Linked DNA regions of Mus musculus: region 1 is linked to region 2. The links are chromatin contacts, found by Hi-C or POLR2A ChIA-PET in ENCODE. All regions are on one chromosome and are shown on one strand. Each heading gives the region's core, a stretch centred on a gene start or an enhancer-like site at or near the end of the contact. The rest is flanking DNA. Distances are from core to core; before and after follow the strand shown.

Region 1 (6,557 bases), core at 1,485-3,984, 45 kb after region 2:
TTTGCTGTTTTCATATTTGACTGGAAAGAAAAGCAGGTCTTTAAGTCATTGTAGATCCGTGACCTTTTTGCATTATACAAACGGTAAATCCCCTTCAACAATGCTGGGAAACAGAGAGCAGATGAAGGGAAAATGGTATATTCCTTTTATTTCTTTTCAGCTTTGTATTTTGAGTACCTGTGTAGGACATAAGATAACATCAGGCCGGTGGTGGTGGTGCATGCCTTTAATCACAGCACTTGGGAGGCAGAGGCCAGCCTGGTCAACAAAATGAGTTCCAGGACAGCCAGGTCTATACAGAGAAACCCTGTCTCGAAAAAACAACAACAACAAAAAAAAACAAAGAAAACAGCCGGGCGTGGTGGTGCACGCCTTTAATCCCAGCACTTGGGAGGCAGAGGCAGGCGGATTTCTGAGTTCGAGGCCAGCCTGGTCTACAAAGTGAGTTCCAGGACAGCCAGGGCTATACAGAGAAACCAAAAAAAAAAAAAAAAAAAAAAAAAAACCACCAAAGAAAACAAAAACAGGATCCCCCAGTACTGAAGTTACAGGTGTCTGAAAGCCTTCTGATGTGGGTGCTGGGAACTGAACCCCTGTGGAAGAGCAGACAGTGCTCTTAAAGGCTGATTTGTCTCTCCATTAGATAGTGCTCTTTCACAATGAACTGTCCACGATATCGTTCTGGCCAGAGTGCAATGCTCTGTGTACTGGACGCTATCAGAGGAGATCTGGGGGCTCTGGAGCATTGCTCTCCAAAGGAGAGGGGGGAGAATTCTGAAGCTCTCAGGCAGTCTTTGATGAAATAACCTTTATTCCTTGTGGCTAGGGTCTAATATACATTTTGGGGTGGGGTGGGATCTAAAAGCAGATGCTTTCTATTGGCTTGGTCGGAGAAGTTAGGGATGCTACATCTGCATGTGGAGGGAGGGCCTTCAGGTGTTGGGGGGGGGGTTTAACACCCCGTGTGACTGACTCATGGGGTGTCTTGGTCAAGTGTTCCAGGTTCAGAGTAGGGTTTCTGAATCCGCTCAACCTTCCCAGTTTTTGTCTGGTGACAAGGTTCCATCAGCCCCTCAACAGTCCAACTATTCAACCAGTAGGACAGACTGTGGGTATTAGATGCTTAATAAAAATTAGATATCAGCCGGGCAGTGGTGGCGCACGCCTTTAATCCCAGCACTCGGGAGGCAGAGGCAGGCGAATTTCTGAGTTCGAGGCCAGCCTGGTCTACAAAGTGAGTTCCAAGACAGCCAGGGCTATACAGAAACCCTGTATCGAAAAACCAAAATCAAAAAAAAAAAAAAATTCGATATCATAAAAAATACTAAAACCATGTCTAACAACAGGCGGCGGTTTGAATAAGGAAAAATATCTAAGTCGCTCAAGTCCGGAGAAGAGAGCTCCATAGTCTACAATCAGAGAACAAAGACTACCATTCTTAAACTATCTCTACTCCAGCAAAAACTAAAACAAAAAGACCAATTTCTCGTTCATCTCACGCAAAAGAACCTGCCTGCCGCCCCTTACCTCCCTCTATCATTTCTTTCTACGGTCTCCTGGGCTATCACAACCCCCCCCCCACACACACACACACTTTTGCATAACTTCAGAAACACATTTCAAAATAAAACAGAGAAACCATCCGGGTCTGCAGCAATTCTTACTCGACAGGCCGAAATGGAAAGCTTGGCTTGAGAAAACCTCAAGCTCACGGATTCTCTCGTCGCCCCGACCTCTAATGAACTTAAACCCGAGTTCCCGCTAAATCCCGCCCCGCTCCGTAGATGCGCTGTGCGGGACCGGCATTCCGGCTATCTCTACCTTACACCCCAGGTCTCCATCACCCGCGATTCCCCCCCCCAAATGTTTCCTCTTTGGGAAAGCGGGGAGAAATAGGTTCATTTCTGTTAAGAGCCGGCCCTTGGCGCGCGGGGCAACTACTACGGGAGGAGAAGGGGGCGGGAGCACGGTACTATCCATCAAGCTCTCCGCGCTCTGAGATCGCGAGTCCTCTTCGGGCCTCGTCCGTGGCTCAGAAATCTTCCCTTACACCCTGAGCCCGGGTGGGACTGTGGGTGCAGAATCTCGAAGGCCAGGTCGAGATGACAACTCTCGATGCCCGGGCTCCGAGGGGGTGGGAGCAAGAACAAAGCGGCGGCCACCCACAGTCAGGACCGGGAGACCCAGAGGACCCGCCAAGAACCGCTTACCTACGGACAGCAGCTGCATGGCGTGAGTGAAGGACGGGTCGAGCGAGTCCTTCTCGGCCATGAGTTCAGGCAGGTACTTATTCTCCGGCTCCATCTTGACCGCGGCTGTGGCTGACGGGGGCAGCAGCGGGGTCGGCGCGGAACCCACCACCGTCGCGTCGGGACCAGGGGTGGAGGGAGGCAGCAGCGGCGGCGGCTGGGTGGCGGGCGAGGCCCGAGCGCCTCCTCTGGGCCCACCTCCCCCTCCCCGGGGCCGGTGAGGAAGCGGCGACGGCCGAGACGGGGTCAGACGCACCGAGGGGTGGGCACCTGACGGGTCCTTGGAGCAGCTGCGGCCCGAGGACCGGGTGAGGCGCGAGGCAGGATCGTCCCGGCGCTGCATCGGGGATGATGGGTGGCGAGCGAACGAGCGAGGAAGCGACGCGGCGGCAGCTGAGGCCCGAGCGGCGGTTGGCGGGGGTGGAAGAACAGGAGCGACAGCGACCGAAGCCGACCCGAGCGACCCAGCGAGAGAGCACCGGAAATGAGGCGGCGCGCGTGCGCAGGCGCCTACCGGCACCGCCCTTGAGTTTCTCCGCGGAGAACAAAGTCCCCAGTTGGACCACGGCGCCTGCGCCGACTGAAGACGTCGCCTCCCCGCTTGGGCTCCGAGCTTAGGGCGCCTGCGCGGGCGCCCGCCGCCTTCCTTCATTTCTTTTTCTTTTCCACGTGACCCGGCGCTAGCGGTACACGTGTCTCCCCTCCCCCTCCCCCGGGCGGAGTGCGCGGAGGGGGCGGGCGCCGTGGAATGTCTTTGTCTGCGCTCGGGCCCGCGGAGTGTGCGGCAGGAGACCTGTTATTCGTGCGCCACGCCTCCTTCAACGGCCGAGCCTGGGGAGGTCCCCGAGGGAGCGGTGCCCCGGAGTGGAATCGGGGGCCGCCCCTCCAACCGGGAAATGAAAAGAACGCTTCTGGAGAGAGGGGGACGCGAGGGTTAGAGCCAAGTGAAGCCGGAAGAGAGGGAAAGACTGCGCGAGCGAACGGGATGGGAAGATGGGGATGCGGGCGGGCGTGGTGGGAGGGAGGAGGCTGACCCAGAGATAAGTGATGAGTGTGCGAAAGGGAAGCCAGGAATGGGGAATGCTGTGTGTTGCAGAACTGAAACTCAGAAGGAGTCGAAGGGGTCAGTCAGAGACGCAAAGACCGGAAGAAAAGGGCTCCCTCCATACCCAAGTAGGGCATCCAGGAAGTCAGTCGGCAAGATTTCCATTAGAGCAGGTTCAAAACTAGTGAGAGAATTATTAAAAGATGCATTTGGGGTCGGGTCAACTGGTAATGCTGCTTATCACCTGTTTTTGGAGTCCCCGGCTTGTTGGCTTGTTCCCCACCCACTCATCCCCGGTAAATTCCAAATTTTCTCTCTCTCTCTCCTTCCAACCCCGCCTACTCAGAAAGCCTCAGAACACAAAAAGGCGCCAAAAAATCCAGTCCTGAATTCCTGACTGTACTAATCCTCATCTTTAGTCACCAGCCACCCAAGCCCCACCCTAGATGACCATACCTGGGCACAAGCCCAGCTTGTGGTAGACTTGTCATTTTCTTCGCCTACAATCTATCAAAAAAGTACCAGCCATACTCTGCCCCCGACCTCTGAGGCTGGTGGACTCACCCGGGAACCCATTTCCAAATAGATATGCCTTTTTAAAAAAAATTATTCTTGAATTAGCTTATTTCGTTGGGGGTGGAGGGGACTATTATCAACCTGAGTTCTAGCCCCAGGCCCAAAATAGGAGAGAACCAGCTCTCCCAAGTTTTCTGACCTCTACTTGCACATAGAGGCCTTCATGTCCAGCCATACTAAGGGGATGAGGTGGTTATGCATCCTAGCGCTGAGGAGGAAAAGCCACAGAATTACCTCATGTTTGAGACAAGTCTGGCCTACATACACAGCACAGCTACAGGCCACCTAGGACAGGCCACCCTGTCCCCCAAAAACAAACTAAGAAGCATCTTATATTAGGTCTCTGACAAACTGCAGTCCTAGCACCTGTTAGACTGAATTGTTTTGTTGCCACCTTCTGTTTATTCTGTAAAACGGTGACTCCAGGGCCAGTCCTTAGCCCATGTTGGCTGCCTAGTTCTCAGAGCTCCTAGTACTCCTGCTCTGAATGCTGGTCCTTCACAAGGGATCCCCCTGCACTCTTTCAAAAAGACAAATACTTTCATTTTTCCTTAACACGTGTTTTCACTGCAGAGTCAGTGACTCACTCTCTAACCCAGAGTGGCTTTGAACTCAAAACAACTCAGTCTTAATCTTCAGAATACTGGAATAACAAGACATAAATCACCATGAGACAGATAGTACTGCTGTAAGGACCAGGGCACAGTCTCTAAGATCTCTTCATCCTAGGGTACTGTATGCAGATGGAACCCAAATTAAATCCCATTAAAAGTCTGAGGCTGGGCTGGTGAGATGGCTCAGTGGGTAAGAGCACCCGACTGCTCTTCCGAAGATCCAGAGTTCAAATCCCAGCAACCACATAGTGGTTCACAACCATCTGTAACAAGATCTGACACTCCCTCTTCTGGAGTGTCTGAAGACAGCTACAGTGTACTTACATATAATAAATAAAAAATAAAAAAGAGAAGTTTTTAAAAAAAAAAAAAAAAGTCTGAGGCTGAGATGTCAAGATGTCTGAGCTGGTTAAATCATCTTCAGGCCTGAAGATCTGAGTCGATCTCCAAGACTACACAGTGGGAGGAAAAAACTGACTCTCAAAAGTTGTCCTCAGATCTACACATGTGCCATGAAACAAAATGTACACATACACACACAAAAATAAAGATCTAAACATAACTTAAAATTTTTATAAGTAGCCAATCCCAGCACTAGGGAGGCAGAGACAGGCGGATTCTGAGTTGGAGGCCAGCCAGGTCTACAAAGTGAGTTCCAGGACGGCCAGGGCTACACAGAGAAACCCTGTCTCAACCCCCCCCACCAAAAAAAGATGTCAAATTACTGAAAAGGTTGGGTTTTTGTTTGTTTGGCTTTTTTGGTTTTGATTTTGGATTTGTTTAGCTATTGTTTTTGAGGTAGAGTTCTTACTATGTATCCCTGGCTAGCCTGGAACTTGATTTGTAGACCAGACCAGCCTCTACCCCTCTGCCCCTCTGCTCTCTCTGCATTGCCACTCTGCCTCTGCCTCTCTGCCTCTCTCTGCCTCTCTCTGCCTCTCTCTGCCTCTCTCTGCCCCTCTGCTCCTCCTCCTCCCTCTGCCTCTGCCTCCCCCTCTCCCTCCCTCTCCCTCCCTCTCCCTCCCTCTCCCCCCTCTCCCTTTCCCTCTCTCCCTCTTCCCCTCTCCCTCTCTCTCTCCCTCTCCCTCTGCCTCTCTCTCTCTGCCCCTCTGCTTCTGCCTCTAGAGTTCTAGGATTAAAAGCATGTGCCATCATAGCCACATGAAAAAGATGTCTAAAATGTTAATTTGTAAATTTGTATCTCTTTTCTAGTCACCTAACTACTTGTGTCTAGCATTTGTGCTTGAATCACTTATCAAAGCTAGCCAAAGAAAGAATTGCAAAAAGGCCATCCCCCAATATCTCGCCTTGATGTATTCATTACCAATAGGCAATCAGGTTAAAGTTTTCTGAATTTCCCTTATCTGCCCAAAGACAGGGCTTTCAATAAGAACTCACTAGTGAGCCGGGCATGGTGGCACACGCCTTTAATCCCAGCACTTGGGAGGCAGAGGCAGGCAGATTTCTGAGTTCGAGGCCAGCCTGGTCTACAGAGTGAGTTCCAGGACAGCCAGAGCTACACAGAGAAACCCTGTCTCGAAAAACAAAAACAAACAAACAAAAAAGAATTCACTAGTGGGGCTGGAGAACTGGCTCAGCAGTTAAGAGCACCGACTGCTCTTCCGAAAGTCCTGAGTTCAAATCCCAGTAACTACATGGTGGCTCACAAACATTGGTAATGAGATCTGACACCCTCTCCTGGTGTGTCTAAAGACAGCTACAGTGTACTTACACATAATCATAAATTTTTAGGCTGGAGCGAGCAGAGTCCTGAGTTCAATTCCCAGCTACAGTGTACTCATATAAATAAAATAAATCTTAAAAAGAAAAAGAAAGAATTCATCAGTTATCTGCCCAGGAAGCTCTGACAGGAACTTTTACCACAGGAAGGGAGACTTCCCCACACAAAGATTTATTATTAATTATTACACACTTGTTTTTCTAAACAGGGTTTCATTTTTCTCAGACTGACCTACAATGCACTATGTTGCCAAAGATGATCCTGACTCTCTCTCTCTCTCTTTTGTAAGATGTATTTATTTATTTTATGTATATGAGTACAGTGTCCCTGCC
Region 2 (6,473 bases), core at 1,491-3,990:
AGACAGGGTCTCTTTATGGAAGCCTGGCTGTCCTGGAACTTGCTATGTTGATAAGGCCTGCCTTGGGCTCATGCATTTCATTTTCTCATTCAAACCTCCCAGGAGCTATTCCCACCCTACTCAGAGCTCCAGGTAGCCATGGCCCTCCCTCTCCAGTAAGCACACTCGTCACCTCTTGTGTGACTTGTCCATGGTGCATGTGGAGTTGGACTCAGGTGTGCATAGTTCTACCTTGTCCTTGCTCCTGTCACTTCCAAACAATACCTCTCATTGGCCTGGGACTTGGCAGGTAGGTCAGGCTGGCTGGCTGGTGAGCCCCAGCAATCCTCGGGTCTCAGGCCTCACAGCACTGGGATTACAAGCTCAGGCCATCACACCTACCTTTTACATAGGGTCTGGGGACCAAACTCAGGTTCTCACGCTTGTGTGGCAAGCACATTCAGAACTAAGCTATCTTCCCAACACTTTTTATTTTCTTTTTAGTTTTATTTCTTTTATGTATAAGAGAAGACTGTCGGGGCTGGTGAGATGGCTCAGTGGGTAAGAGCACCCGACTGCTCTTCCGAAGGTCCAGAGTTCAAATCCCAGCAACCACATGGTGGCTCACAACCATCTGTAACGAGATCTGATGCCCTCTTCTGGTGTGTCTGAAGACAGCTACAGTGTACTTACATGTAATAAATAAATAAATCTTTAAAAAAAAAAAAAAAAAGAGAACACTGTCCCTGTCTTCAGACATACCACAAAAGAACATGAGATCCCACTACAGATGGTCATGAGCCACCATGTGGTTGCTGGGAACTGAACTCAGGACCTCTGGAAGAGCAGTCAGTGCTCTTAACCACTGAGCCATCTCTCCAGCCTCCCAACCCTTCTTTTTCATTTTTTGGTTTTTTTGAGACAGGGTTTCTCTGTGTAGCCCTGGCTCTCCTGGAACTCACTCTGTAGTCTTGGCTGGCCTTGAACTCAGAGATCTGCTTGCCTCTGGATGCCAAGTGCTGAGGCTAAAGATGTGAGCCACCACTGCCCAGTCAATGTCTTTTCCTTTGTGCTCTTTGCTTACCAAGGTTCTTTCTGAATTCAGAGCTCACTATTTCACTAACTGATTGGCCTCAGGGTTCCAGCTTTGCCTCCCCGGTACTGGGACTGATTACAGGTGGGTTATTGCACCTGCCAGGCTTCTACCTTTTTTTCCCACAATTCACTCTCTGAGATTATCTTTTGTTTTGTTTTGTTTTGTTTTGTTTTGTTTTAAGATAGGGATTCTCTGTGTAACCCTGGCTGTCCTGGAACTCACTCTGTAGACCAGGCTGGCCTCGAACTCAGAAATCTGCCTGCCTCTGCCTCCTGAGTGCTGGGATTAAAGAAGTGCGCCACCACGCCAGGCGTGAATTCACATTTTAAGCGACTAAGTAGCACAGAATAGCCTCAAACTCACAACCCACCTGCCTCAGTCTCCCAAATGCTAGGATGACAGGATGACAGGCATGTGCTACCAGACTGTTATTTTTACTGCCAGTTCCCTTAATCCGGTTCACTGGACCAGTTTGGTAAGATTTTCAGAGCCTGAGTCCTGAGCTGCTCAGCGCTGGTATTTGCTGGATTTTATCTGGATCTGAGTCTCCAGACGCTACAATCTGGTCAGGTTTGAGACAAGTTTTCCCTCCAGGGCCCTGAGATCTAACTCAATGACCCACGGCCTGGCCTTAACGTCAGAATGGCCTTAGAAAGAGCGCTGTGGTTGGGAATCTCAAACTTAAGATTTTACAAAACTATATTCCCTAAGCTTAGTAGTCTAGCCTAAGATCCTAGGCAGCATCCTGCACTTAGCTCCCAAACCCTTAATCGAAGTTATAACTTCCTCAACTTCCTCACAGCAACACAGTAGCCTCCATTCATACACACGGTGCCCAAGCTTTCCTATCTCTGAAGGTTTTCTGACAGCTCTTCACAATATGCATGTCCAGAAAGCTGACTTCAAGCCCCAAACCGGAAGCTTTGTTCACACGCTGTTATATTTGGTTTGGTTTAGAACCCCCCCCCCCAACACACACCCTCAGCCCAGGAACTCTGCCCACACCCACTATCTTTTAGAAGCTCGGCACCCACATAAAGCCCCTAGCCCAGAAACCCCGCCCACACACAACTGTCAACCCCAAGACCCCGCCCACAAGCCGGGCAATGCTCTCTAGGACTGGAAGCTTGAATCGGAATGGACTCCCTTGGTGGGCTAGGTGTCCCTGCGGCCCCACCGCTCTCAGTGTAAACCCCTATAGTCCAGAAAATTCTCTCCCCCACCGGCAATCACAAAAGGCGAACCCTAAGCTCTCAGCCCCTCCCACCAGAGTGCCCGGCCCCCATCTGCAGACAGGAGAATTGTGTGCCCCAAAGAAAGCCTGAGCCCCTCCGAGCCCCTCTCCCTTTTGGAAGCTCCGCCTACCAAGCGGTGACCCGCCCCCTCAGGACCGGAGGGGCGGGGTCCCGCCTGCGCCGCGTCCCTTCCCCTCCCCCTCCCCCTGCCCGCGACTCCGGTCCGCGTGGGGAGGCAGTTCGCAGCCAGGCTCCCCGCTATCCCGCGACCCCCGAACGAGCCCAGCCAGCTCTGCTCACCCATCTCCTTCCCCCGGCGCTCTCCGCTCACCGCCGCAGCTCCTGCGGGCAATATGTCGGAGGCGACGGCGGCCGAGAGAGGACTAACCGCCGCAGCCCGGGCCGGGTATCAGCCGCACGCTCCCTCCGGCTGCTCAATTTGCATGCTAGGCGGGCTGGGAGTCGGGAGCGCGCTTCTTAAAGGGGCCGTTTGGACAAAAGCTGTGCTAACGCTCTTTGTCTTGCCTTTCCCCACGCCTTTCCCGCAGCTGCTGCTCAAGAGATTCTGGAGCGGGCGAACCCACCTCCCGTGTTTCTTCACCCTGTTCTGACTTAGAGGAGGACACCAGAGCGGCCTTTTGCCTCTAGTGAAGTCCTGTTTTTGTACAACACAGTCACCTCATACTCAGCGAGTCCCAAACTGGGCTTTCAGAACTCTTAGGCTTTAGTGTGCTTTGGCCCACCCCAGTCAAAATCTACGAGTCACTTCCCCTTTCCTCCAAAACTCTATATCCAATTTTTGGCCTCATCTTGATGACCCTAAACTCTATCCATTTCTCATGTTTGATTCTCATGTTCTCCACTGTTGATTTCACTGCCACCACCTTAGCTAAGAACCTGTGCCTGCCATTTTCAAATTTCGAAATAGTGTTAATGGGTATTAATAATAACCGCCTATTAGGGTTCTTAACATTTTAGAATTTGGTGTGCCGGAGAGAGGGAGGGATGCGCAGAGCAGTGGACTTGGGAAGACAACTGGTAGTAGTACTGGTTCTTCTACCATGTAGCCTAACACGTAGGCTATCGGGCTTGGCTACAAGAACCTTTACTTGCTGAGATATCTCGCCAGCCCTTTGATTTTGGTTTTTAAGACAGAGCCTCTGGTAGCCTGGGCTGTCCTTGAATTTGCTATGGATTAGAGGATGTCCTTGAATTTCTGATCCTGCTTCATAGTGTCGGAATTATTACTCTCACTATGACAGATTTATTCAGGGATGGAAATCAAACCTAATGCAAGCACAAATTATCTTGTAGGCATGGAAGATTAAATGAGACAATCCATGTAGTACCTGTTTTAATCAGTGTTAGCCATCATGTTTGGCAAACACTTAACAGAGGAAGCAAGTAGCTACTGTTATTGTTAGTGTAATTTCTTCCCTTGCAAGACTAATAAGCAGTCTATGGGGGTGAGGGTAGGAGATTAAAATTAGGGCCTCATACAGGCTAGGCAAGTGTTCTATCATTCAGTTATATTCTCAGCCTCATAAGCAATCTTTATATTATTGTTAAGTTTTTTTTTAATTTTATGTGAGTACACTGTAGCTGTAAAGATGGTTGTGAGCCTTCAAGTGGTTGTTGGGAATTGAATTTTTAGGACCTGTGCTCGCACCAGTCAACCCCCCTCACTGGGGCCCAAAGATTTATTATTATATATAAGTACACTGTAGCTGACTTCAGACACACCAGGAGAGGGCGTCAGATCTCATTACAGGTGGTTGTGAGCCACATGTGGTTGCTAGGATTTGAACTCAAGACCTTCAGAAGAGCAGTAAGTGCTCTTACCCACTGAGCCATCAAGCCAGCCCTGCTGTTGTTTTGTTTGACAAGTTTTCACTGTGTAGCCCTGGCTGTCCTGAAACTCACTTTGTAAACTAGGCTGGCCTCGAAAGGAGAGACCCACCAGCCTCTAACTCCCAAGTGCTAGGATTAAATGCGAGCACCACGACCATGACACCGGCTCCTCACAAGCAATTTTAATTGTCTGGTGACTTCACAGGTTATCATAATGCTTGACACATATTAATCAAACAAATTAGAAGATATTTATAGATTTTACAGATTTTAAATTATAAGGGCAGACAGACATGAAAATTAGTAAATTCTGTAGTATATTAGCCCCTAGTAGTATATTAGAAGAGAAAGCAGGATGAAAGGAAAAACGGGAGTGTCCAGATGCAGGTTTAAATAGGATGGGGAAAGAAAGCAGGCTTCCTTGAAATGAGTCAGAGGAAGTATCTGGGGGAGAGGGAAGATTCTAGACAGAGGAATAATGCAAGGACATTCAGCCTGATATGTTTAAGAAGTAAAAAGGAGGGTAAGTAATGTGGGGATGACAACTGCATCCATCAGCCTGGCCAATAGGCAAGCATGCAGGCATTTTCTTAATGACTGATGTGGGAGGGCTCAGCCCACTGTGGGTAGTGCCACCTCTCCGCATGGCCTCTGCTTCAGTTTCTGACTCCAGATTCCTGCTGACTTCTCTTCATGAGAAACCATAACTTTACAATGAAAGAAATCGCTTTACCATGCTACTCTTGGTCCTGGTGGTTTTTGTTTGTTTGTTTCAAGACAGGGTTTCTCTGTGTAGCCCTGGCTGTCCTGGAACTCACTCTACAGACCTCAAACTCAGAAATCCACCTGCCTCTGCCTCCCAAGTGCTGGGATTAAAGGCGTGTGCCACCATGCCTGGCTGGTCCTGGTGTTTATCATAGCAATAGAAACCTAACTAGGATACAGGAGGAGATCCTGTCGCTGGTCTCAGAGGGCACTGGCACCTCACCTCACACACACAGTAACACAGAAAATTGCCAGAGAGATGGCTCACTGGTTAGCACAACTTAGCAGAGTCTAGAGGACCCAAACCCAATTCCCAACACCCATACACAGCAGGTCACAAGGGTCTGTGCATCCAGTATAGGGGATTTGATGCTCTCCTCCAGTCTCTGTGAGCGCCAAACATACACCAAAGCCGGGCCATCTGCGGGAATGTGGGTGACACCTAGCCATATTTTCAGTTACTGCTATATCCTGGGGACAGAGATAACAAATTGCTACACCTGAATGAAGAAACAGGATGTTTTGAACGATCCCTTTTAGCAGTAGGCAGAGGATAGTATGAAAACAACTTCCTAGGAGGGGTCAGACCTGGTTTCTGAGATGAGTAAGTTTTGTTGAATGGTCCAGTGTCTGTTGGAAGGCCCTGGGATTAATCTCTAGCATGGTCTTTTGTTGGTTTGTAAAGTGTGTTTGTACCATACGGGATGAAACATCTCTTGAATCTGGTAACTGCCTGTGGAGTTGGTAATGTTTATGAATCTACAGTGTAAAAAATACGAACATCGTACATAGCGAATTCCCAGGAAATATTTACTGAATTGACTTGGCATACCTACAACTCAGTGTAAGACAGCAAGGGCACCCATGGGTCCAACCGGCTTTGTTATGACCGCTTGCTGGACATCCATTGTTTCCAATAAGAAAGATGATTCTCCCCTGGGAAATCTGCCTCCCTCAGTCCATTTGTGGCTGAGTCTTCTTGAAGTTCCAGTGGGCAAATGATTGAGAAGTCAAAGCACTCCAACAGCCCTGCAACTCCAGACAAGTGGCTGGCTCGAGGGGAGGGGGAATTAGTGATCTAAGTGAGGTAAAATGAGATGTTTTCATAGTATATACACTACAGCTATCAAGAAAGAAATCTTGAGATTTCCTTGTGATGGCTGATGAAAGCAAAGGCTTTGAAGAAATGTCACCTGCAGCCACCCCAGCTGCCAAGTGATTTGGTCTCCCAAAGACATTTTAGATGATTAATATAAGACCATTCAAGGGTGTTCTTGTTCTAATCTCTTGGGTCACTTTCATTCTTTGTGTGGTTAGCCCTTCCATACATCAGCCCTCATACCTATGTTCTTGTCAAACTTCACATTTTATGTTTTACAGAGATAATAACAAAGCAAGCCACTGGGAAGCTTTTTGAGATTGGGTTTCACTCATTAGTCCTGGCTGGCCTCCAACCTCAGAAATCTAGCCTCTGCTGGGATTAAAAGTTTCTGCCGCAATGGCCAGCCTGAACACTGAGCTAAACTAAGCAAAGGCCTCATGATTTT

The links. A loop is a pair of places that touch in the nucleus more often than their neighbours do. ChIA-PET counts read pairs that join two places held with the same protein, here RNA polymerase II (POLR2A).
Region 1: a map of heart shows a loop between it and region 2 (4-fold over the local background). The contact joins the promoter of Khdrbs1 here to the promoter of Tmem39b in region 2. A Hi-C loop is called at or near these places in 14 of 37 maps with a recorded cell type or tissue (T-helper 1 cell, adrenal gland, gastrocnemius and 3 more). POLR2A ChIA-PET finds 5 or more read pairs at or near these places in 5 of 5 experiments (Patski and embryonic stem cell).

What each region holds. Positions count from the first base shown.
Region 1 is chr4:129,739,569-129,746,125 of GRCm38, forward strand. Khdrbs1 (KH domain containing, RNA binding, signal transduction associated 1) reads right to left here and starts at 2,735. Exons shown (of 9, transcript NM_011317.4): 1 at 2,211-2,735. The coding sequence starts at 2,592.
Region 2 is chr4:129,694,105-129,700,577 of GRCm38, forward strand. Tmem39b (transmembrane protein 39b) reads right to left here and starts at 2,741. Exons shown (of 9, transcript NM_199305.2): 1 at 2,611-2,741. The coding sequence starts at 2,614.